3 separate regions of the Mus musculus genome follow, and all the other regions are linked to region 1. The links are chromatin loops, found by intact Hi-C in ENCODE. Cell type or tissue: gastrocnemius. All regions are shown on one strand. Links, peaks and the distances in the headings refer to the core of each region. The heading gives the core; the rest is flanking DNA.

Region 1 (7,743 bases), core at 1,548-6,547:
AGGCTGGCCTTGAATTTACAGGGACCCACCTGCCTCTGCCCCTTGAGTGCTGGGATTAAGGGCATGCTACCCTGTCTGGCTGACTTTTGTGAATTTGAAACAGTCTCACTAGGTTACTTTTGAACAAGAAACTGGGGCTACAAGAGCAGGACACCATGCCTGACATGCCACATTTTGTATTTTATTCTGGCAGTTTGTTGAGATCAGAGTTGTTGGTTTTTTGTTGGTATTGTGGTATTGCTTTTGAGACAATGTTTCATTCTGTGGTGACCTGGAATTTACAATGTCGTCCAGGTTGGCAATGAACTCTTACCTCAGCCATGAACCATTGTTATTCAGTTATATTCCATAATCCCATTTTATAAGTATCTAACTTATGCAATAATGATATTGCCAAACTTTAAAATGTCTTCTCCAAAACAAACCCCTTGTTGGTTCATTTTACATTAGTTTATTAACACTGTTGACTTTAGAACACCTTCATGTAGCCACACAGGGGTTTCCTCAAGGGGCAGGGGACTTGGGACCTCCTTAAATTCTTGGTCCCCATTCCATGCTTTCTACAAGCATGTGCTCCAAGTTCTCTCCATTTAAAGCATGTTTCTTGTGCTGGGCACAAGCCTTTAATTCCAGGTAGAGACAGGTTTATCTCTGCGGTAGAGGCCAGCCTGGTCTACAGAGTGAGTTTCAGGACAGCCAGGGCTGCACAAAGTAATCCTGTCTCAAAACAAAACAAAACAAAGCAAAACAACAAAGCTCTCAAAAGCCTGCATCTTGCTTCCTGCTGGGGCCTTAGAATGGCACAATTAGAGGACTGAAGTTGGGCTTATTTATTTATTTATTCTAGACAGTATCTTCCAATATAACCCAAAACGTCTTTGAACTTTTGGTGATCCACTTGTCCCAGTCTCCAAGCATGCCCCACCTGCCCTGTCTGGATTGGGTTTGGATCCTGACTCTGACACCTAGAACCCGGCTGCTTTTCATGAGCCTTCCTTGCTCTAGATCAAATGGAAACACTAATGGTAGTTATTTCATGGAGGTTTTTTTCTTTTTGTTTTTCAAGGCTGTCTTGGACTCACTGTAGAACACGTTGGCTTCGAACTCTCAGAGATCTGCCTGCTTCTGCCTCTAGAGTGCTGGAACTAAAGGCGTGCACCACCACGCCCGGTCAGTTTTTTGTTTGCTCATTTCATGGAATTTTTGCAGAGACTGATGAGGTAATGCGTGATTTGGCATTGAGGTGCTTAAAAGTAGCATTTGATCCTATTTTCAATTAACCATCCCAGATCAACTAAGATCCCTTCTCCATTTCCATGGCTGCCTCCTGGGTTAGGCTTTCATTTTGCCTGAACACAAGTGTTCTCCGGGGCTTTCTCCCTATCTGCTTTGTCCTTCCCTCCATCCGCATTCAGGCTTGTACATAGCATTCGTATTGACTTTGGGTTTTAAAGATTTCTTACCACTCTCACTTGAGATTGAGTCTTACACCACAGATTGCCTTTGCTTAGAAAACCTTTCCCTCTCCACAGGTAAAACTCTCACCCTTTAACCACAGCCCACTTCAAACTTCAAAGCCTCCGTGAATTCTTTTTTTGGTGTCAACAGGATGAGAAATATTGTCCCTTAGGAAAAGCACTAGAGTGCCTTGGTCCTCAAAGCATAGCTTTCTCTGAACTCCATAGGCCTCTAAGCACCCAGAGACCTCACACCCTCTCCTCCTCAGCTCACCCACTAAGAAAAAAACCAATAGTGGAGAAGTGGACAGTCACAGGTTATCTTCAGAATTGTTTTTCTACTTCCTTAATGTCTCTACCTTTTACAGCCTTCCCCCAATCTTGTTAATTGCTTCTTGTCTTTTGGTTTTGTGGTAGACACCTGTGTTCTCACACACTTGAGTTAGATATTTCATTAGTACCAGGCACTTGTTTTGGGAATTTTTTCTCTCACAGTGGTAGCAGTAAGTTTATATTTGTGTCTCCTGCTAGATAATACTTAAGTGCCTAGCTTAGTTTCTCAGGACTAGTTGATGATTAATATCCTCAGGACTAGTTGATGATTTAGTATTCTCAGGACTAGTTGATAATTATCATTTGTCCAACGAATATGAGAGTGAATGTATGACTTCCTACTTGGTAAGTTTCATGACAAAGCAGAGTTTATGATGGGTTATCTTAGACTCCCTATGTAAATCAAGTATTTTAAATGAACAAGAACACCACTAATATCGACAATCTTCATGAACCTACATAATGCAAGCTCCTTATCTGGCTGTTGAGCTTTGGGGACCAACAGATTTGTAGTATATGGTGCTTTTAACTTAATTAATTTACATTCTCAACTGTTTGGTTGTGCTAATGGTCTCAGAGGAAGGGCTACAGTGAGATACTAGATCGAGAATAGAAATATCAACACAAGCACAGATTACAAATACATTGAGGAAAGCTGAACATTCATTGAGAACAAATTTGAGTTCTGGAAGAGGGCGGAGTTTGTGCTGATGGAAGGCTGAGAGGAGACTTTTCTTCCTTTCTTGAAACCCCATAGAAAAAGTACTTTTCTCACAGCATTGCATTTCTACAGTTCTTCCCTGAAAATCTGCTCAGGATTTGTAAACGCCTTACATTCGGTTAACCTAGTCAGACAGAGGCATCCATGGAAAGACTAACGGGGACTCTGCGAGATGGCTCAGCAGAGGCCCTGCCACCAAGGCTGGCCACTTGCGCTCCACCCCCAGCACTCGCAACTCGTCCTCTGACCTCCACACAATCCCACACCCCAGAATCAAATCTAAAGGTTTCTACCCCTTCACTCGCAACTGGGGACTGAGTCTCAGCCCAGGCAACCACTCCTCACGAAAGCACCCGTAACCCTTGAGATGAGGTCTTCATTTATTTTGGATAAAAGGTCTCCCCGGGAAGTCCCAGAAAACTCTGTATAAACCAGACTGGCCCCAAACTTGTGAAGATCCTGCTTCTGCTTGCCTAGTGCACGGCTCCGTTTTTTAACCTAAAGCAGCAGGGTGGACAGTCCCCAACATCAGCTTCCCAGATGAGTGGGAAAGTGGACTTAAAGGCGTGCTTCTTACTGGCCAGCTTTCAACGAGCCTACCGGGAGGCGCGGCCCTCTTCTCCTCCAGGAGTGGGGTCGTGGAGGCCGCTACAGACCGCGGACCCGGAGAGAGGACGGCGCGAACCCAGTCAATCCCACAGTAACGGCCCGAGACAGCGCAGCCGCCTCGTGGGGATGCTCGGGACGCTGCTCCGGTAACCGAAGCGTCTCGACGCCAACCGCCACCGAGTGCGGGCAGCAGCCGCCAGCCGCTTCTGCGCGTGCGTGGCCGTGGGAAGCCCCGCCCAGCCGGGTTCGGTGCGCGCTCCCGCTCATGGCGGCCGCCGCAGTGTGTGGTACTTAGCGGGCGCGCGCGGCGAGCTCGAGAGCGCGCGGGGCGGCGGCGGCGGCGGCAGGGAAGCCGGGCTGCCGGGCGGGCGCGCTCTCGAGGGCGGCGGCCCAGGGTGTCCCGTCGGTCTCGGTGCCGGGAGAGGTGGAGGCGCGGCCCGCGGTGGCGGCGGTGACGGTGGCGGTGGCGGTGGCGGCGGCGGCAGCTGGCGACCGGGCGCGTTAGACGGGGCCGGGGTCCGCGGCGCGCTCTCCGCCCACAGGTAAGCGGGCGGCCTGGAGGGAGGAGCTGGCCGCGGCCCGGGGAGGGCCGGCGGGTCCCCTCGCGGAGCCGCGGCGCCTTTGTCTCGGCCTCTCCGGGCGGGCCCAGCCGACAGCGGCGGCTCCGGGAGGCGGAGGGCGGGCGGGCGCGCCGAGACTACGGCCCGCGCCCTCGCTCAGTCTTTGTTGTGTGGCCCGGTGTACGGCCAACATGGCGGAGGTCAGCCGCGCGCTTCGCGGGCCGCGGTCGGGCCTTGCCTCGGCGGCTCCGGGAGGGCGGCCTCCCCCGGACCCGCGCCTTTATTGTGCGGGGAAGAACGCAGCCTCCTCCCTTGTTTATGTCGCCACGAGCGAGCGCGCGGACGCCCGCCTGGGCAGCTCCAGCCTTTAAGCCTAAGCCTTGCTCCGCCCAGCTTCCTTTGCGGGATAGTTCGGGGTCCCTCCAAGCTCCCAGATGCAACTTAGTGTGTACGCCCTGGGCCGCTGCGGACCGTCTGTTCCTGGAAAGATACAGAATTTGTTTGCCCTGGCATAAGAGTTACATTTGTGCATTCGGTAAATGAGGCCATGTAGCTGATTTGTCAAAGTCATGGAAGCCCTGAACGTGGATGTAGGACAGGGATCTTACTGCTCTTTCTAGCGTTGAGCATTTACCATTTCTTGCTAGGCTATTGTCCAGGGTGAAATGTTAACTTGTAAAAGCGCTTGGAGCATGGGCTCCGAACTCTGCCCTCCTGCTTTGATTCCAATCCTGCCCCACGGGTTTGTGACCTTGGGCACGATTTTGGTGCTTCATTTTGCTAATCTGCAAAATGGGTCTGATGGAGAGTATTTGTCTCAAGCCTATTGAGAACCGATGAGATGGGAAATAGTTGATGTGCAGAGAGCTCTTAGTAAGTGCTAAGCTATTACAGTAAATGATTACTGCTAAAGGTCCTTGCCTCATAAAATTCGCTTAAGTTATTTTGGCATGGATGCGTTGGAAGTACATAGCCCAAAATGTTTGAAATCGGGTTATATAAAACCGGGTTAGTATTTGGGTTTTACTGTTTTAAGAAATGAAAGGGTTTAGAGGACAGAATGCTATGCTTTGTGAGATGATGGAATTTGGGGATTTGAGCGATAAGGGATGTGAATGCGTGGTGGAATTTGGAAAGTCACTGAAGTTTCCTTTAAGCAGGTTTAGTTTATGGATCAGTTCACTTTCAAGGACTTCAATTACCTAACTTGGAAAAGTAGGACAGTGACTCCCTTTAATTAGTGTTGTTACCTGTGGTGTCACCGTCTCCTTCAGAAGCTGCTGAAGAGCAAAGCCTGCTGTGACAAATGAGATGGCATAGTAACTGTCTCGGAGCGGAGCGCTCACGTGGTGGGAAATGTGTTTACCTTTGGGATAAGTTTGTGACTGGTGACTGACTGGTAGAGGAAGATTTTCCAAAAGTGGGTTCCATAAATTAACCATACTTTTTGTTTGTTTGTTTGTTTTTAGAAATTTAAATAACAATACAACTTGTAGTCTTTAGTCTCAGTTTTGTCCAGAGCTTTTTACTTAAAGTGGGCTTTAACTTTATTATTTGTGAATTGGTTCAAGACCCCCCCCCCCCCCGCATGTTTGCACTAGTTTTGTAACAGTATTTAAAACTGAAACAGTGTAACAAATTTGACTGGATAGTTAAAAAAAGAAAGAAAAGATTACATTTAGAAACATAAGTAATTTATTTTGCTTCAGACTATCTGCTCCCTTAAACCTTGGAGGAAATTCCTACATCAGAAAGCTGAACTTGGTGGTAGAAACCTGAACTCATATTAGTTGACAGGAATTCCAACATTTGAGAGGCCGAGGCAGGAGAATAGAAAGGTTTAAGGTCAGCCTTGGCAATCTAGTGAAACCATGTCACCCAAAACAAACAAACAAACAAACAAACAAACATACATCACTGTTTTCTTAATGTCTGTAATTCAGACGAATATGATATTCTATAAAAATTAACATGTTTCAAGCGAAGTACCCAGATGAGCTGCTGATTTGAAGAGTAGGATTTTGTTTTCAGTGGGTAAGGTATTTTGAAAACCAGTCTTACATAATTAAGGTAACAAAACAAGTTTAGTGACTTTGCATAGTTTTAGATGACTGCTTAAATTATATTTTATGGTAGTTGATACACTCAAGTTTTAAAGACTGGAAATTCTCTTAATTAAATGTTTCAGATCTTTTAAATAAAAATAGAAATTTCTATATGCAATTTGTGAAATATTGAAATGTTTGATGTATTTCATTTAGACCTTGCCTTCATCAGATCTTTAGAATCAGAAACAGACAAACCTGAAGAAGAAACTTCCTCCTTTACAATATTGGTAGTTACTGGTAGTTAGTTGCCTGCTAGTTACTGATAGTTACTGGTAGTTAGTTGCTTGCTAGTTACTGATAGTTACTGGTAGTTAGTTGTCTGCTAGTTACTGATAGTTACTGGCAGTTAGTTGTCTGATAGTTACTGGTAGTTACTGGTAGTTAGTTGTCTGATAGTTACTGGTAGTTACTTGTCTGCTGGCTGAGGTTGGACGAGGGTTTCCTGGAGCTGGAGGTAGCTGTGAGCTGCCTGATTTGTACTGGGGTCCTCTGGAACAAGTGCTCTTAACTAAGCCAGCCCCCCAACCCCGAGGTAGCCGTTCTTCTGGCTGCCTAGTGTTACCAGTGTAAATGAGCTTTCTAATTAAACCTCTGAACCTGACTGAAAAGGCCTTCAGAATGTGGTCCCACAATCCTTAATGTGTTAGGAAGTACAGAGCCTTGTCTGAGCTGGCCTTGTCTATCTGGCCTTGTCTATTGCTTCCTTTTCGATAGACTGTGTGCTTCCAGGTCCTTCTCTTTCTACTAAATTCATAATAGCCAGGTCATCATCAGCTGAGCTCTTTGTGAACTTTTTCCCACATGGAATCGGGTGCCATCTTTCCATGTGCCCACAATATTCCGTCTCCACTGCAGTGTCTTCTGAGCTGCTGCTTTTCTCTGGTTCTTTGCTGCCCTAAATAGGCTGTAATCTCTTTGAGAGTTAGCCTTGTTCACATGCGTGTTCCACACTCTGTTGGCATATAGTAGGTGCTGAGTAAGTCAATGTAAATGACTGGCAGTTTTACACTGACTTAATAGGCTTTGCCAGCATTACCCTAGGGTTTCACTTTTGCCCTACCTATTCAAACTAGATTATTTTGTTCCTTGAGCACTGTACATTTTTGTGGTACTTTGTGGTTGTGTGTTTTTGCTACTTTGGGATTAGTTTCTCTGAGCTTTAGTTTCCAGTACCATGTGAACAGCTGTTAAGTATATTACTCTTTGAACCTCCCAGGGCCTACTCTTGAAGTGCCATTATAATTGTGTTATTGAAAGGATAGGCCATTAAGAGACAGACCTGGATATGTCTTTTGGCTCTGTCATCTGTCAGTTGCCTGACCTGGCCCCTCTGTTGCTTCCTTTTCGGTGGACAGTGTGCTTCCAGGATCAACAGACATTGAAGAGTACACACACCTAAGATCCTCGAGAGCAGACATACTGCCTACTTCTGCATTAAAACACAATGTACACATAGAATAAATAATCAAAAATGCAGTAAAATACTTTTAAATGTTATCAGTTACAGTCTAATGAAGAGGTAAAATTACAAGTTATTTTATGTACTATAAATATATTTTTGGAACTTACACTTTGGTTGAAAAAGTTTTGTATTTAGTGTAAAATTCACAAGTTTTTTTGTGTTTTTTGTTTGGTTGTGAGACAGGGTCTGGCTGTGTAGCCCAGATTGGAATTCACTGTGTAGTCCTGTCTGGTTAACTTACAGCAACCCTCCTGTGTCTGCCACCCAAGCATGGAGACTGCAGGTGTGAGCCACTATGCCTAGCTTCTGCAAGATTCTTGTTTTATTGTGTTAGGGATGGAACATAGGGCCTCTCAAGTGCCAGGCAAATGTTCTGTCACTCAGCTTTACAGAAGCTGGCTCACAGCCCTCTCAAAGGTTACAGTTTTTAGTATTTGGTGTTTTGCCTGCATGCACCAGATGCATGCCTAGTGCCTGAGGAGACCATAAGAGG
Region 2 (7,743 bases), core at 1,171-6,170, 51 kb before region 1:
TGACACTCTCCTCTGGCTTCCATGGGCACCAGGTACACACACAGTACACAGACATATGTGCAGACAAAACACCCACACACATAATAACAAAAAGCAATTTTAAAAATGCTTAGTCAGTATAGAAAATTGGACTATTGCTTAGCAACCAAACTTATTGGGAAACTTAGACCTGAAAGATCTGTGACAACAAGCAGGACTCTAAAGAGAGATAGGCTGAGGAGAGTGGTGGCGTTAATGCTGAATCTTCTGAGCCAGCGAGGTCCCTAATAGCAATCGAGTCAATATGAACTGATCTGTGTGGGAGAACAGCTCTTAGCTCATTTACTCTTATTACTGTCCCCTCAAAGTAAAGTTGACAATTAATTCCATTTTCTCAGAAGAAAACAAAGACTCAGAAGGAAGATGTGGTGGCTGTCTACTTCTCTGGCATGATTGATGCGGTCCCCCAAATTGTGACGAACTCTTTCTTAAGGATTTTTTGGGGGGAGGGGGGTGTCAGTTAGTCGCTAATACAGGGAGAATTTATTGTGGCTCACGGTTTCAGAGGATTGAGTCATGCTTGGTCCTGTGTGCTTAGGCAGAGCAGCATGGTGGCAGAAGAATGGGATGGAGGAAGCTGTCCGCCTCAGGAACGCAAGAAGCAGAGCACAGGGAAAGAGACTCGGGAGGAGATATATCTTGAAACACAGGCCCAAGGCTAGGGAAGTGATTCGGTGTGTAAGAGCACTCCTGTTACAAGCATGAGGGCCTGAGTGTGACTTCCCAGCACACATAAAACGCCGAGTGTGACACTGATGCTTCATAATGGATCTATTTTACTTTCCCTGTGAACTATCAGCCTCTGGGGGAAGGAGCACACCTCTTCCAGGCCCTGATCCAGGCTGTACCAGCTGGCCCTTTCCACACTCTACCCATGCTGTGTTTTTAGATTCCAGTGAGTAAAATATTCAAGAAGGGTACTATGGGATTCTGGGGTCTTGCCCTATCTTAGTTAGGTTTCTGTTGTGGGGATAAACACCATGACCAACAGAACCTTGGGAGGAATGGGGAACTGATGAAGCTCTGAGTGACTATGTATTGTTGCCATAAGCAGAGCCATGTAAAGGACCTCAGTGCGTCAGACTCATAGAAATGTCAACGCCTTCCCCAGGTAAGGTGCAGAGAAATGGCACAGGTAAGAGTGCTTACACTCCTGGTCTAAGTAGGAGTAGAGTCAGACCAGGGAAGAGATCCACGCCCAACTCTGAGGAGGCAGACACATGAAACCGAGAAGAGGTAACCAGCCAGGTGGCACTCATAGGCGAGGATAAACAGATTAATTAAGTTACATGCTCGTCGGGGGACAAGCCCAAGCTTCTGGCCTAGACATCTATTCATATATAGTTAAGTCTCAGAGTCATTATTTTGGGAACCAGGGCATGAGTGGAAAAGTCCATGGTTACATGCATCTTTTGTTTCTCCCGTGTCTGTCATTTCCTCGTTCCCACATCGCCTCATCAGAACCAAGCCATGCAGGACCTGGCTGGGGAGAAGAGGGTTTAATTTCATTGTACAGCCCACTGTCTATCAAGAAAGGAAGTCATAGCAGAAACTGAAGCAGAGGTCATGGAAAAAGTTCTGCTTACTGGTATGCTACCCATGGCTTGCTCAGCTTGCATTCTTATGTACCCCATGACCACCTTCCCAGGGGTTGTCCCAGCCCATAATGGTCTAGATATGCCCGCAAATCAATCATTACTCAAGGAAATGCCCAATAGACCTGCCTACAGGCCAGTCTCTCCAAAGCGTTTTCTCAAGGTCTCTTATCCTGTGACTCTAGCTTGTGTCACGTTGACAAAAACACAGGCAATATATATCCCGTCCTAAGACTTCTGTCTGCTTTTCCATAAGCCTCAGTCCCTTTCTGGAAGGTCTGACGCAAGGAAGGATGGAGACTTTCCAGCTTGGGTGACAGGTGCCTGTAATGGGACCTTCAAGTCTGGATGGTGACTTTGCGGACACATCCAAGCTCTGAGGTCACTTCCCCTGATAGTAGAGACTTGGCACCTGCCGGCATACTTGGTGGATCAAAATGCCAAGAATACCCGAGATCCAACACCTCCAGCCCTGCTGCTTGAGAAAGGGGGTTGTGAGAGCACACTATGTCTGTGTGCTCAGAGCTCAGGCTTAGCAATAGGACAGTGTCCACTAAGACCAGAGAATCGGGAGAATGTAGCAGAGGCCAGCACCTGCCTGTGCTCTATGAGCCCCACCTTGGGGTCAAGGGCATCCGCTGGCAAGAGAAAAAGCTAATTTCTCCTGAAGACAGCAGAAGCTCTGAAATGCTATACAGCCTGGCTCTCAAAACCCCTTTATTGTTTATGCCACCAACGGTTGCTAAGAGACCAGGCAGGCTTACAGGTGCCACAGAAGGGGATCCCCAGGGTGCTGCACAGAACCAAGCCCAGGCAGCTGCCTGGGGCTCTGCCCACATCCTTGTCTCTCTTCTGGAGCCAGAGGTCTCAGCCTGTGGCTGCTTTGAGAAACCACTTGCTTGGAGTGTACAGACTGTGCCCAGCCATCCTCAGAGAGGAGAAGAAGGCTTGAGGGACCTCTTTGAACTTGGGTTTTCTTCTCCCAGTGTGATGGCTAGGAATTAAACCGATAATGGGCCAGTGAGGTGGCTCGGCATGTAAAGGTGCTTGCCACACAAACCTGGAGATCTGAGTTAGATCCTGGGAACCAACATAAGGGTAGACGGGAGAATCAACTCCACAGAGTTGTCCTCTGACCCCCACAGATGTGCCATGACATATTCACCACTGTCACCCCATACACAAAATAACGAAAATAATTTTTTAAGAAAATGATAACGGCTGAAGAGAACTTAATGAGCTGGTGGTAGAGTCCCATGCCAGGCACTGTCACAGTCAATAAGAGAACTGGAGAACCAGCCATGACAGTGCACATTTGTAATTCCGGCATTTGGATCGAAAGTTCCAGGCCAGCCTGGGATACACAGGGGGACCCTGTTTCAAAAAGGTAAATGGATAAACCGATGAATGGACTAAGATTATGGCACTAGAGAAAAGGGAAGACACACTGCTTGGCCATACGAGACTTACAAATTATGTCCAGTGTGAATCTTTATGACATTCTTGCACATATGTGTGTATACTAGCAAATTATAACAAAACATAGAATAAGACATTTTCCATAATATGCTTTTCAAAATTCATCATTCCATTAATTTACATCTCAAATGCTATCCCACTTCCCGGTTACCCCTCCACAAGACCTGCCCCCCCCCATCCCACAACCTCCCTCTCCTCCCTCCCCTTTGCCTCTATAAAGGTGCTCACCCATCAACCCACCATCTCCCACCTCACCCTTCCAGCATCCCCCTACACTGGGGCATCAAACCTACACAGGATCTACTTTTTATTAGATACAATCAGCACAAACATAAATATGTGTAAGTAAATGTGTTTCAAATACAATTTGCAGCTATTCATAATTTGCTAATAACTTCATCAATAGGAGATTACGGGTAGGTAGTTTTTAATAGAAACTTATTTTATTAGCATATGTTGATTACGTTATATCTTATGCATGATTATAATGATATATATAATATACTTTTCTATTGAAAATAGATTTTTTTGCACAATATACTGTGATCATGGTTTTCCCTACCCCAGATCCTCCTTACCTCCCTCCAACTCAAATCTACACCCTTTCTTGCTCTTTCTTTCATTAAAAGCAGGCATCTACAAAATTAATTAATGAGCCGAGTCTAGTGGTGCACACCTTTAATCCCAGCACTTGGGATAAAGAGGCTGGTAGATCTCTGTAAGTTCAAGGCCAGTCTGGTCTACATGGTGAGTTCCAGAATAGCCAGAGCTGCATAGTACCCTGTCTTAGAATAAAATTAATTAATTAAATTAAGTTAAAGATAAACAAATCAGAGTAGGACAAAAAAGCAAACAAACAAAGTCAAAAAAAACCCACAAGAAACATACAGATGCAGAGACATGTGTATTCACAATCAGAGTAGGACAAAAAAGCAAACAAACAAAGTCAAAAAAAAACCACAAGAAACATACAGATGCAGAGACATGTGTATTCACACAAGCAGAAAATCAGAAGCCATAATATATAAGCAAAGGACCTATACAGTTTAAAAAGGGGGGCATTAAAAACTTCTAAAAATATCATTGGGTTTGTTTTATCTTGGCCATCTACTGCAAGGTATGAGGCCTGTCCGTAAGAGTGAGTTCTAGGGGGCTGGAGAGATGGCTCAGCGGTTAAGAGCACCGACTGCTCTTCCGAAGGTCCTAAGTTCAAGTCCCAGCAACCACGTGGTGTCTCACAACCATCCATAATGAGATCTGATGCCCTCTTCTGGAGTGTCTGAAGACAGCTACAGTGAACTTACATATAATAAATAAATAAATCTTAAAAAAAAAAAAGAGTGAGGTCTAGGCAGACTGGAGAGATGGCTCAGAGGTTAAAGAGCACTAACTGGAGGTCCTAAGGTCCAGAGTTCAATTCCCAGGAACCACATGGTGGCTCACAACCATCTGTAATGGGACCTGATGCCCTCTTCTGGTGTACTCATATGCATAAAATAAATGATCTTAAAAAAGAGAGAGAGAGAGTGGGTTCTATACCCAGTGACTCCATTGGAGAAAACTAATATGTCCTTTATGGGTAGTTATCAATTGGCTTCTGGGTTAGGGATGGGGCCTCGTGTCCACTTTCTCTCTGGGTGCTGGGACCCCATCTGGCTTAGACTTGAGCATGCTAACAGTCTGTGAGTTCACATGTGTGCCAGTCCTGTTGTGTCCAGAAGGACTTGTTTCCCTGGTGTCTTCCATCCTCACTGGCTCCTTCCTACACCCTTTCTTTCCTCCTCTTCTTGTACTGTGTTCCCTGAGCCCTGAGGGGAGCGTTTAGGATTGGACGATGATACACTTAGTGGGTCTCAGCCTTCCTAATGATGCAACCCTTTAATAAAGTTCCTCATGTTGTGGTGCCCCCTGATCATAAAACTATAACTGCAATTTTGCTACTGTTATTAGTTATGATGTATATATCTGATATGGAGGATATCTGGTAGATGACCCCTGTGAAAGCGTTGTTCAATCCTCAGGTTGAGAACCACCGGCTTAGACTCTTTCACGTGTTCACCCAGGTAGTTCTAATTTTAGTGGTTTGAAGAGCCTCCATACAGATTCCTATAGCAGCTACAGTAGTTTTTCTTTTTTCTATTTATTTATTTATTTATTTATTTATGCTTATCAGCATTTTTCCTTTCCTTGCAATGGTTGACCGCTTAGGTGCTTTTTGTAGACCATTTTGGCAGGCCTCTCTGTGGAAGTTACTCAGCTCTGGTTTTAGCCATATGCCTCTGGTCAAATGGCTGACTGAGTCCCTGCTGAGGTGGCCTCCCTCAGGCTGGGCTGTGGTTTCCTAGCAAAATCCTTTACAAAGAAATCACCGGAGGGAAGTGCATTGCCGTGTGGCCAGGCCGAGCAAGTGGGACTCGGGTGCAGAAAGAGAAAGCTGGGCCTGGGGCTTCAGAAGGTCCTTCAGCCTTCCTTTCATCGGTGGGAGGGATACTGGTGGTTTGGTTATGTATATTGGTGTGCTCTCTGTAAGCTGAGCCTGGTTCACAGCGAATGCCTCCCAAGTGCTTATCACTCTGGCTTTTAAACAAAATAAAAGAGCCACTTTGGCTAGAATGGCATAGAGCTCTTTTGATGTTTGACAGAGGCCTTGCGGGAAGCAGGGACCACTAAGCTCCCCAGAAGAGAGCCAGTTCAGGAAGGCACTGTGCCCGGGCATAGACCGTGGCACAATTTGGGCGTCATGTGTTGGAGAGTCGGCCTTGGGTGGTTACTTTCTAACTCTGTCCCAGTTTCTCTGCAAGCTATCCACCAGTAGGAGGGTTAGAAATGCTGTTGGGTAGCAGGGACAGATTTTGGCTTGTCACCATGACTACATTTTTATCTTTGTTTTGCCATCTCAGGGCTGCTAGGCAGGTAGCCCACCTGTGAGCTGCACCCCACCTGTGAGCTGCACCCCACCTGTGAGCTGCACACCAACCCTTAACGTTGACTGAAAGATTTCTCCCTGTCAGACTTTTGACAGCTTCTCCTAACTACCTCAGATTATGCACATCTTAATAGATATGTTTGGTTGGAGTTGGAGAGATGGCTCGATAGTTAAGAGCACTGACTGCTCTTCTAGAGGACATAGGTTCAAGTCCCAGTAACCAAATGACAACTCACAACTGTCTGTAACTCCAGTTCCAGGGGATCCAAGACCCTCATACAGGCATACATGCAGGCAAAATAGCAGAGCACATAAAATATAAATAAGTAAATTTTTTTAAAAGAATGATTGTTTGATGATCCATTTTATGTAATTCTATGTTACATATAAGTATCAAATATTTTACAGTACTGACCCACACAACATTTTAAGGATTGTAGTTATCTATAAGTCAGGACAAAGGTCCATCCATCCATCCCTCTGCGTCCTGGGCTTGGGGAGTAAGAGTGGGCACTGACACCCTCCACAGCTATCGAAATTCAAAGATGTTTGAGTCCCCTGTATAAAATGGCAGAGTGTTTGCAAACATTTCCACACAGTCTCCCTTCTGCACATTTTTCTTGTGGCACCAGGGATACCTGAGTCTTGTGCTTTGAGTCCTCTATGGATGAACTACACCCCCAACTCCAGCTCTTGCGATGAGTGTTTTATTTCAGGATCACCCCAAACTCAAGATCCTCCTGCCTCAGCTTCCCGGTGCTGGGAGCACAAGCCTGTGCCAGCACACTCTGCTCCACTTGGATTCAGAGTCTGTGGGTGCAGAGGGTCGTGTCACTGTCGTGTCTTTGGCTCAGCTCTTCGTAAGATCTTAGAAAATTAAAGCAATAACAACAGTTTATGGTAATTTCATAGGTTTTTTTTTGTTTTTCATTTGGTTTTTTTTTTTTTTTTTTTGGTTGGTTGTTTGATTTAGTTTGTGGGGTTTTTTTCTGATTTTTTTAAAATTAGGTATTTTCTTCATTTACATTTCCAATGCTATCCCAAAAGTCCCCCAGATCCCCCTCCCACTCCCCTACCCACCCACTCCCACTTCTTGGCCCTGGGATTCCCCCATACTGAGGCATATAAAGTTTGCTAGACCAAGGGGCCTCTCTTCCCAATGAAGGCTGACTAGGCCAACTTCTGCTACATATGCAGCTAGAGAAACACCCATGGAAGGAGTTACAGAGACAAAGTTTGGAGCTGAAACGAAAGGATGGACCATCTAGAGACGGCCATACCTGGGGATCCATCCCATAATCAGCCTCCAAACGCTAACACCATTGCATACACCAGCAAGAATTTGCTGAAAGGACGCTGATATAGCTGTCTCTTGTGAGACTAGGCTGGGGCCTGGCAAACACAGAAGTGGATGCTCACAGTCAGCTATTGGATGGAATACAGGGCCCCCAAGAGTTTGTGGTTTTAGACACAAGGATTCATTTATACAGCCCAGGCTGGTTTGGAACTCGTTGTTAGCCCTCAAATTCTTTTTTTATTATTATTATTTTTTTATTTTATTTTATTTTTGGTTTTCAAGACAGGGTTTCTCTGTATAGCCCTGGCTGTCCTGGAACTCACTTTGTAGACCAGGCTGGCCCCCAACTCAGAAATCCACCTGCCTCTGCCTCCCAAGTGCTGGGATTAAAGGCGTGCGCCACCACT
Region 3 (7,743 bases), core at 1,248-6,247, 120 kb after region 1:
AACCCTGTCTTGAAAAACCAAAAAAAAAAAAAAAAACAAAACAAAACAAAAAACAACAACAACAACAAAAACCTTGCCAGAATAATGTAGAAAATTACTAACTCAAACCTAAAATATGACCAACTTTACTTTTTAGAAGACTTTCCTTTTAAATTTACATGTATATAACTGTGTGTGTGTGCAAGGGGGGGGGGTGTAGTGCACATCTCAAGTATATGCCAGTGCTTGTAGAGGCCAACCAGATCCCCTCAAACTGGAGTTCTGAGCAGTTGTGAACCACCCAACCTGGCCCTGGATAAGAATTGGTAAGCCACCGATCATTAAGAAAATGCTCTACAGCCTGATCTTATGGAACATTTTTTCAATTGAGGTGTGTCCCCCCGCCCGCCCCCCCCCCCCGTCCTCTCTCAGATAACTCTAGCTTGTATCAGGTTGGCATAGCCGGACATAACAGGACAACTGACCCCTTGCCAACCTAACACACAAACATGTCACTTTACTTTTCCTTTCTTGTACATCCCCAAGATCACATATTAACCTCAACATCACAATAGAAAACATTTTACAAACTTTAAAAATCCATCATTTTTACAAGTCAAACACGTTAAAATTCAGTTTAAGTTTTTTTTTAAACCTAAAATCTCTTTTTACATTTCAATCTGTTAAGTGTGGGCTCCTATAAAACTAAATATAAGTTAAGTACTTTCTTACCTCATGAGGGAAGAACCAGGGCACAGTTGTAATTGAACATAGCAAAAGCAAATTCCAAAGGTCTAAGTAGCACAATGTCCAGTTATCTGGGATTCCCTCATGCTCTTCCAGGCTCCTCTAAGGAGCTAGGGCCACTTCTCCAGCACCACCCTCTGAAGCACACAGACAGTTTTTGTTGTTGTTGTTGTTGTTGTTGTTTTTAATGTTCCTGTTGGCTCCACTCCACTGCTGCTTCTGTTTTGAGTGGTCACCCCATGGTATGCTTTGTTATACAACCCACGACCACTAGACGAGGGGTGGCACCACCCACAATGGACTGGGCCATTCCCTATCAATCACTAAATAAAATGCCCTACATTTTATAAAGTATCTTATGAAGACATATTCTCAATTGAGGTTCCCACCTTTCAGATGACTCCAGCTGTGTCAAGTTGACATAAAACTAGCTGGCACAACGTCTAAATGTCTGATCAGGTTTGTTTACTCTACCAGTTCAAGAATTAGCAGGGAAGAATAAATTCAAGCTTGCCTACTGCCTGATTTTATAAAAACATATTCTCAATTGAGTTTCCCTCCTCAGATGACTGTACATGGTGTCAAGGTGACATAAAACTATCCAGCATACATTAGAAACAAACCAAGGTAGACCTGGTAGCACAGGTGTGTAACACTGACTTCTTGGAGGGCTAAGCAAGAGGATCACTGGTGCAGTACTTGAGTGAGCTACAGAAGAGTTCAGAGCCAGCACAGAGTACTTACTGAGACTCAGTATCAAAATAAAAAAATACAAATAAGAGCTGAGGCTATAGCTTAATGGTAGAGTACCTACCATAGGTTCAATCTCTAATGCCCCCCAAGAAATAAAACAAACAAAAAATTTAATCACGAGAATTTCTGTCTCAACTAAGTGGTTGTAAAATAATATGGGAGAAATAAACAGAGGTTTAAGGAATGAGGTAATATGCTAGGAGACTAGTACTAAATATAATTTGCTACAATAAAATACTGAAACTTTATAGTGTCCAATCTTATTTAGGCAACAGCCAAGAATAGTTCAAATGGGTGTCAGTTTTTTTTTTCCATGATGATACAATGTAAACCATTATTGAGTTGTGCGTTTGTTTCATGCTTTACTGTTTATTTTGTTTTTAAAGAGCTACAGGCCTCCTTTGGAAACATGAAGAAAAGCTCCAAGTTGTCTAATGTAGTCAGTCACACTTATGAAATCCATTCAGAGCCAGGAACCCTTCATTTGAAAATAAGGAGGGGAAGGAGGCTCTCCAACCTGCTCTTCAGTATCAATACATTGAGCAAGAACTTGAGAAAAGAGCTTAAAGATAACATCTGCTAAGACACACTATAGACTAGTACTGTCCAATAAAAATACAAGCCATACTCGTGATTTTAGTATCCACAGGTGATTTTAGGTGAAGTGGTCAGAATATTAACATTGTAACATTTATTCTATGTAACATTAATTAAGCAGGGCAGTGGCACACGCCTTTAATCCCAGCACTTGGGAGGCAGAGGCAGGCGGATTTCTGAGTTCAAGGCCAGCCTGGTCTACAGAGTGAGTTCCAGGACAGCCAGGGCCACACAGAGAAACCCTGTCTCGAAAAAGAAAAAGGAAATTCACGTTTTCTCAAACTATAGTGTGCACTGTACATTTATGACACATTTAGGGTGACCAACTGCCTTGAGCTGCCTAGAATTGACAGCCTTTCTGGGCACACATGCACTCTAGTGTTAAAACTCATATTAGAGCATGCACACTTCAAGTGCTCTATACGCACAATCACTGTGCAGTCCAGGGAAGCATGGGGCAAACCAGTCTGCACAGATGGACCTTCAAGACACACCTAAGAGACATGGGAAATCACAGGGGAAGAGTCAGACGCAGGTGAAATCTACCACCCAAGTCAACGAACCAGAGCCGGGACACAGGGCTATCCAGTGACATCCCCCGGGCCTAAGATAAAAATGCCAGGAAGGAGCAAAGGTGAGCCTAGAGGCTGGGAAGACTGTAGTGGGAGACCCCAAGGAAAATGCTAACAGGAATGGCCCTTCATGAAGGGGAGGCCGTCGGGGAATAGAGAAAATAGGTAACAACATGTAAAACAAAGCACCCAAAAGTTAACTGCGTAGTTTAGGCATGAGCAGGAAAAAGAAAGAAAGAAAGAGAGAGAGAGAGAGAGAGAGAGAGAGAGAGAGAGAGAGAGATAGATAGATAGATAGATAGATCTAGATTTATAATGTTTCAGCTGGAGAACATGACCGGAGGTTGACTGAAAGAAAGGGGACAGGGTGAAAGGTGGTATGGGGGAGGGGCCCGGGCGCTGGGCGGTGAAGAAGGCTATGTAGGACACGAATTCACATCAGATAAGCACCAGCAACAGGCAGCAAATGAACTGCACAGAGTTTCCACCCGTGTCAGGCATTGCTCCGTGACTGATCCGGCTCACTAACGGTCACTGGCGAAAAGCGTCCCTCCCACTTTTCACGCTGGGGAGACTTGAGCCACAACTCCGCTCACAGGCCGCCGGGGCGCGAGTCCCGGAGGGCCTCCCTCCGAGTGCCCGGCGGGCCTACCTGTGCAATGGTGGCAGGTCCTGCGTGTCGCTGGCCGGGTCGGGTGTGTTGGGGATGACTCCTAGAATGGTGCTCTGCAACGACGTGCCCTTGAGCAAGCGGCTCCGCACCAGCTGCAAGTTGCGGGCCGTGTCCACACTTGTGCGCATAGTGGAGCCAGGCAGCAACACACTCTCGTGGGTCAACAGCAGCGGAAGGCGGCTGGGGATCTGGATGGGGCTCACGGAGGACATGGCCACTGGTCGTCAACACCAGAGGTGTCAGGAGGACTCCCAAGTACGAACTCTACACTTCCTTCGCCGAACGCACCGCAGCCGTCACTCGACGGCCCGCCCCCAGGCCTGAGTGCCGCCGCTTCCGGCACCGCCCCTTCCCCAGGCTCCGGTCCCCAGGCCTGCCGCCGCTTCCGGCCCCGCCCCTTCTCCAGGCTCCCAGACTTCTGCCCGGACGCTTCGGACTCGCCCCCGGGCCATGTGCTGCTGTTTCCGGGCCCGCCCACAACCCTTCCGGAGGCCGCAGCGGCTAAGCCTTCCGGTCTGTCACTCTCCCCCCCCCCCCCCCCCCAAAGCTAAAGCGTAGCGGCTTCTGGCTCCGCCCCTAGACCCAAACCCCTCAATTTCTGGCTGCATCCCCAGGCTGGTCCCTACATTAAACACCTCCGCTCCCCGCTAGCCCAGAGATACCCAATTTCTGTCGCTTCGCTCAGCCCTTCTCTCTGAACCAGTGATGCCAGACGACAAGCAAACCTGGTGCACAGACAGCATGAACAGTGCCTGCATTTAAATTCGGAAGGAATGTTGAGAAGGACGGTGTGCACTAGACATTTTTAAACCTTTTTATTGAATAGATTTTATATTTTAACAAGTATCCTATACCTCTCACTCGGTTTTCCCTATTATGTTGCATAACCATGGTTCACATAACCCAGGAAATTAGTATTACCATTACCTAATCCATAGACCTTCTCCCAAGCTGGTGGGTTTTACTATCGTCCTTAATTTTTCACTTTGTTTATCTCCTGGATCTCTTAAGTCTGTGATATTGCTTCCATCTTTGCTTTATTTTATTAGTATTTTAAACAGATACTTTTAAAAAAGGGGCATTCAATTATTTGTAGAAGGTCACAATTTGGATGATAGATTCTAGGTTGTGGTCTGAGTCACTGAGGTCTAGAGGGAGGGTGAACTGGTAGGTGATGATCTTGGTTGTGACACACTCATCAAGTATGCATTGTGTAGATATCTTGAGATAGACTTTGGGAGTAATATAAAGAAAAAATATATACAATAACTTACCTTTTTATTAAGAGTCTTATCTGGAGAGTAGAGGACTTATACTCTGAGATTCCTGGTGTCTTTTTAAAAATGGTACTTGGGATTGGACCAAGGGCTCTGAACATGGTAGGTATTTTATGAGGAAACTATGACCATCTTAAAAACCTTGGGGCATATTTTTTAAAAAAACTTTATTTATTTTTATCATGCATACATATCCTAAAAGCAACAAGTGTTTTGTGTGCATACTAATGTCTGGACTTATTTTTGTTTAATAAATTAATTTTTTGATTTTATTATTTTCTTGGTCTCCTAGGACAGGGTCTTAACTGAGTCACACATATGGCCAAAGAAAAAGAGTCATTCCAGGATGATATATGGCCTTGCAGGCAGCCAAGAGGTCTAGCCTCTTGTAGACTGAACCCCAAACAGCTGTGCAGAACCATGTAATTGTCACACAAAAGTTGTTTTTAGAGTAAAACAGGAACTTCATACCAAAACCCAGGTCTAATCTGTGTGTTTCTTGAAGGAGCACCAAAACCTTGCAACTTCAATTCTTACTGTCTACTGTTTGCTGTACCCGACTATGCAAGCTGTTTCATGTTTGTCAGGGCCTTCTTGTGACTAAACTCACTGTTTTCTACAGTGATTTTTTTTTTTGGTAAGGTCTAAGTAATTCCAGAAAATAATTACTTCATTCTGATGTTTACCCTAGATACAATGACTCTACTAATTGTCCCACTCTAGGGCTTGCTATGCAAGATTGATTTCCAACTTGAAATCTTCCTATCTCAGCCAGGAGTGCTGACGTTAGAGATATGTTCCATCGTGTCTACCTTAGACTTAGTTTGACAAATACAAATTCATATTGCACTGTAAAGGTAGGGTGTGGTACAGTGTAGTGGTTTGAATGAAAAAAAAATGTCCCCCTTAGTCTCAGCTGTTTAAATACTTAGTCCCCCAGTGGATGGCACTGTTTAGGGGGGCCTTGGAGGAAGTGTGTCACTGGAAACAGTCTCTGAGACTTTAAAGATCAGAGACATCCCCAGGTCAGTCTCTTTGCCTGTATTTCTGGTTCAGGATGTGAGCTCTCAGCTTCCTTTTCTGCCACTAGGCTTTGATCTACCATCATGGGCTCAAACGTTCTGGAAACTAAAACCTAAATAAACTCCCTATTCTATACGTTGCTTTGGTTAAGGGGCCCACATTTAAGTTGCTTGCTTGTCCACATGTTTCTATGATGGTGTGCATCAGCCCATTCAAGAGAACATCGGGAATGCACATGTGATGTCTTCAGTAATTGTGTGGTTTTCTTGGCCCTTTTAAAAACCGGATTTGCATGAACGTATTTCATTTATCTAATATGTGTTACTAGATATATAACATAATATATGTTAGACACTTACTTTATACTGAGTAAAAAGGTATACTTTATACCTGAGTAGGGTGCAAGGATCCATCAGTCAACAGTATAGATAAGGCTCAGGGTTTGTTTCAGAGTGCTTACATGCTATAAAAGTAGACAAAAATCAAGCCAACAAATAAAAAATGACAATTCCAGAGAAGAGTAAGTAAAAGAAATATAAAGCTGGGCAGTGGTGGTGCACTCCTTTAATCTCAGCACTTGGGAGGCAGAGGCAGGCGGATTTCTGAGTTCGAGGCCAGCCTGGTCTACAAAGTGAGTTCCAGGACAGCCAGGGCTACACAGAGAAACCCTGTCTCAGAAAAAAAAAAGTAAAAGGAATATAATATAAAAATATGCAATGATAAGAATGGGGCCAACATGGGATGGGGGGACCTTTAAAGGTTTCTCTGAGCAGGGAGGTTGTTTTTTTTAACTCTAAAGGCTGAGAGTGAATTAGCTCTGTAAGGGACTAGAAAAAAACCTTTCCAGTCAGAGGCTAGGACTAATGTAAAGATTAAGGAGTATTGGGAAGATTAAGGTGTGTGTGTGGGGGGGGGGGGGTTTCCAGTTCCTAGAAAAGAGGAGAAGCCAGAAAGACTGATAACAAGGATTCAACAGGCAACAAGGTGGACAAGACACTGTTTTTAGCAACTTCTGGAACTTACTGAAAGACAGCTCTGAAGAACAAGGAAGGCTGATGGTGTGGTGGGCCCAGGAGGACAAAAGGAACAAAATCCAATCCTAAACTGCTCGTGCCTTTAACCATTTAAGTTAGCAAACACAGTCATAGGTGCCATCATGACATTTCCATTCAGATATGTCAGGATATTTTATAACATTCTTGTGTGTGTGTGTGTGTGTGTGTGTGTGTGTGTGTGTGTGTGTGTGTGTGTGTGTTGCTGTTGTTTTTAGATAAGATTTCACTGGAATACATTCCCTCACTGAGATTCTAGGCATGTACTATCATTTGTGGCTCTTGTTGCAGGCGGCATGAATAAATCAGGCCGTTATATTATGTTACAGCTGAAAAACAAAACCTCTGGCTTTACTTGACTCTAATTGTTCTTCTTTGTGATCTGTTACTTGTTGATTAATGCAAGGAAGAGAGAACTTCAAGCTTACCTTTCTAAGACCTTTATTGGTTCAGTGATGTAATTAGCTTTTTACCTAGTGAGCAAAGGCTCAGGTTCAGAGCAGCGAGGGTCCTAGTCGTTTCCATGTGATGATTGTGTCCATCTAGCCACTGCCTTCATTGTCTTTGGAGATCTAGGGTTAGGTTTTCAGGCATGCTTTTTGGCTCACTCACTTGGTTATTGCTGGGCCTCACCTCGCCCACCTCTGCTGGCAACTTACCTCCTCCAAGACATTTCCATGATTCCCAGGTGTTCACAACCTGGATAATCCATTAGGCTCACCTATACCTTTAACTTATTTTATTCTTTTCTTTGCTGTTGTTTGAGACAGGGTCTCCTGTAATCCAGGCTGGTTTAAACTTGCTGAATAGGTGTAGGCTGGGATGGTCTTGAACGCCCACTAATCCTGCCTCCATGTCCCAGTTGCTGGCATGGACACCATGGCTAGTGACTTACTTCCATCTACACCACAGGAAAGCTAACTGCCACCCAGGCACAGCAGTATCAGTGCATAGAGCACTTAGGAGCAAATTTGTGAAAGATGTCTGGATAGAAGGGGGGAAAATCACCATTATGAAAGTGATTTTTAACTTAAAAATCACTGTGTGTGTTTGTGTGTGTGTGAGTGTGA

What was found. Peaks named below come from ENCODE experiments on the same cell type or tissue, not always from the same donor. Only the 100,000 strongest peaks of a DNase experiment are listed, where the experiment ranks them.
Region 2: a loop joins it to region 1, with 5 times the contacts of the local background. A loop is called at or near these places in 7 of 42 quality-filtered maps.
Region 3: a loop joins it to region 1, with 2.2 times the contacts of the local background. A loop is called at or near these places in 5 of 42 quality-filtered maps.

The regions. Positions count from the first base shown.
Region 1 is chr8:86,741,736-86,749,478 of GRCm38, reverse strand. Siah1a (siah E3 ubiquitin protein ligase 1A) reads left to right here and starts at 3,473. Exons shown (of 2, transcript NM_009172.2): 1 at 3,473-3,662. It overlaps Gm10638 (predicted gene 10638), which reads right to left and starts at 3,780. Exons shown (of 1, transcript NR_027829.1): 1 at 2,419-3,780. In gastrocnemius, for the core only: no CTCF peak of the experiment used is centred there; DNase peaks (open chromatin) are centred at 2,787, 3,372 and 3,954; H3K4me3 peaks cover 3,533 bases; H3K27ac peaks cover 3,982 bases.
Region 2 is chr8:86,792,598-86,800,340 of GRCm38, reverse strand. No RefSeq gene overlaps it. Among named protein-coding and RNA genes, the nearest start is that of Gm39215, 30 kb to the left of the region's middle. In gastrocnemius, for the core only: no CTCF peak of the experiment used is centred there; no DNase peak of the experiment used is centred there; H3K4me3 peaks cover 807 bases; H3K27ac peaks cover 2,035 bases.
Region 3 is chr8:86,619,974-86,627,716 of GRCm38, reverse strand. Lonp2 (lon peptidase 2, peroxisomal) reads right to left here and starts at 3,674. Exons shown (of 15, transcript NM_025827.3): 1 at 3,301-3,674. The coding sequence starts at 3,533. In gastrocnemius, for the core only: no CTCF peak of the experiment used is centred there; a DNase peak (open chromatin) is centred at 3,732; H3K4me3 peaks cover 3,013 bases; H3K27ac peaks cover 3,197 bases.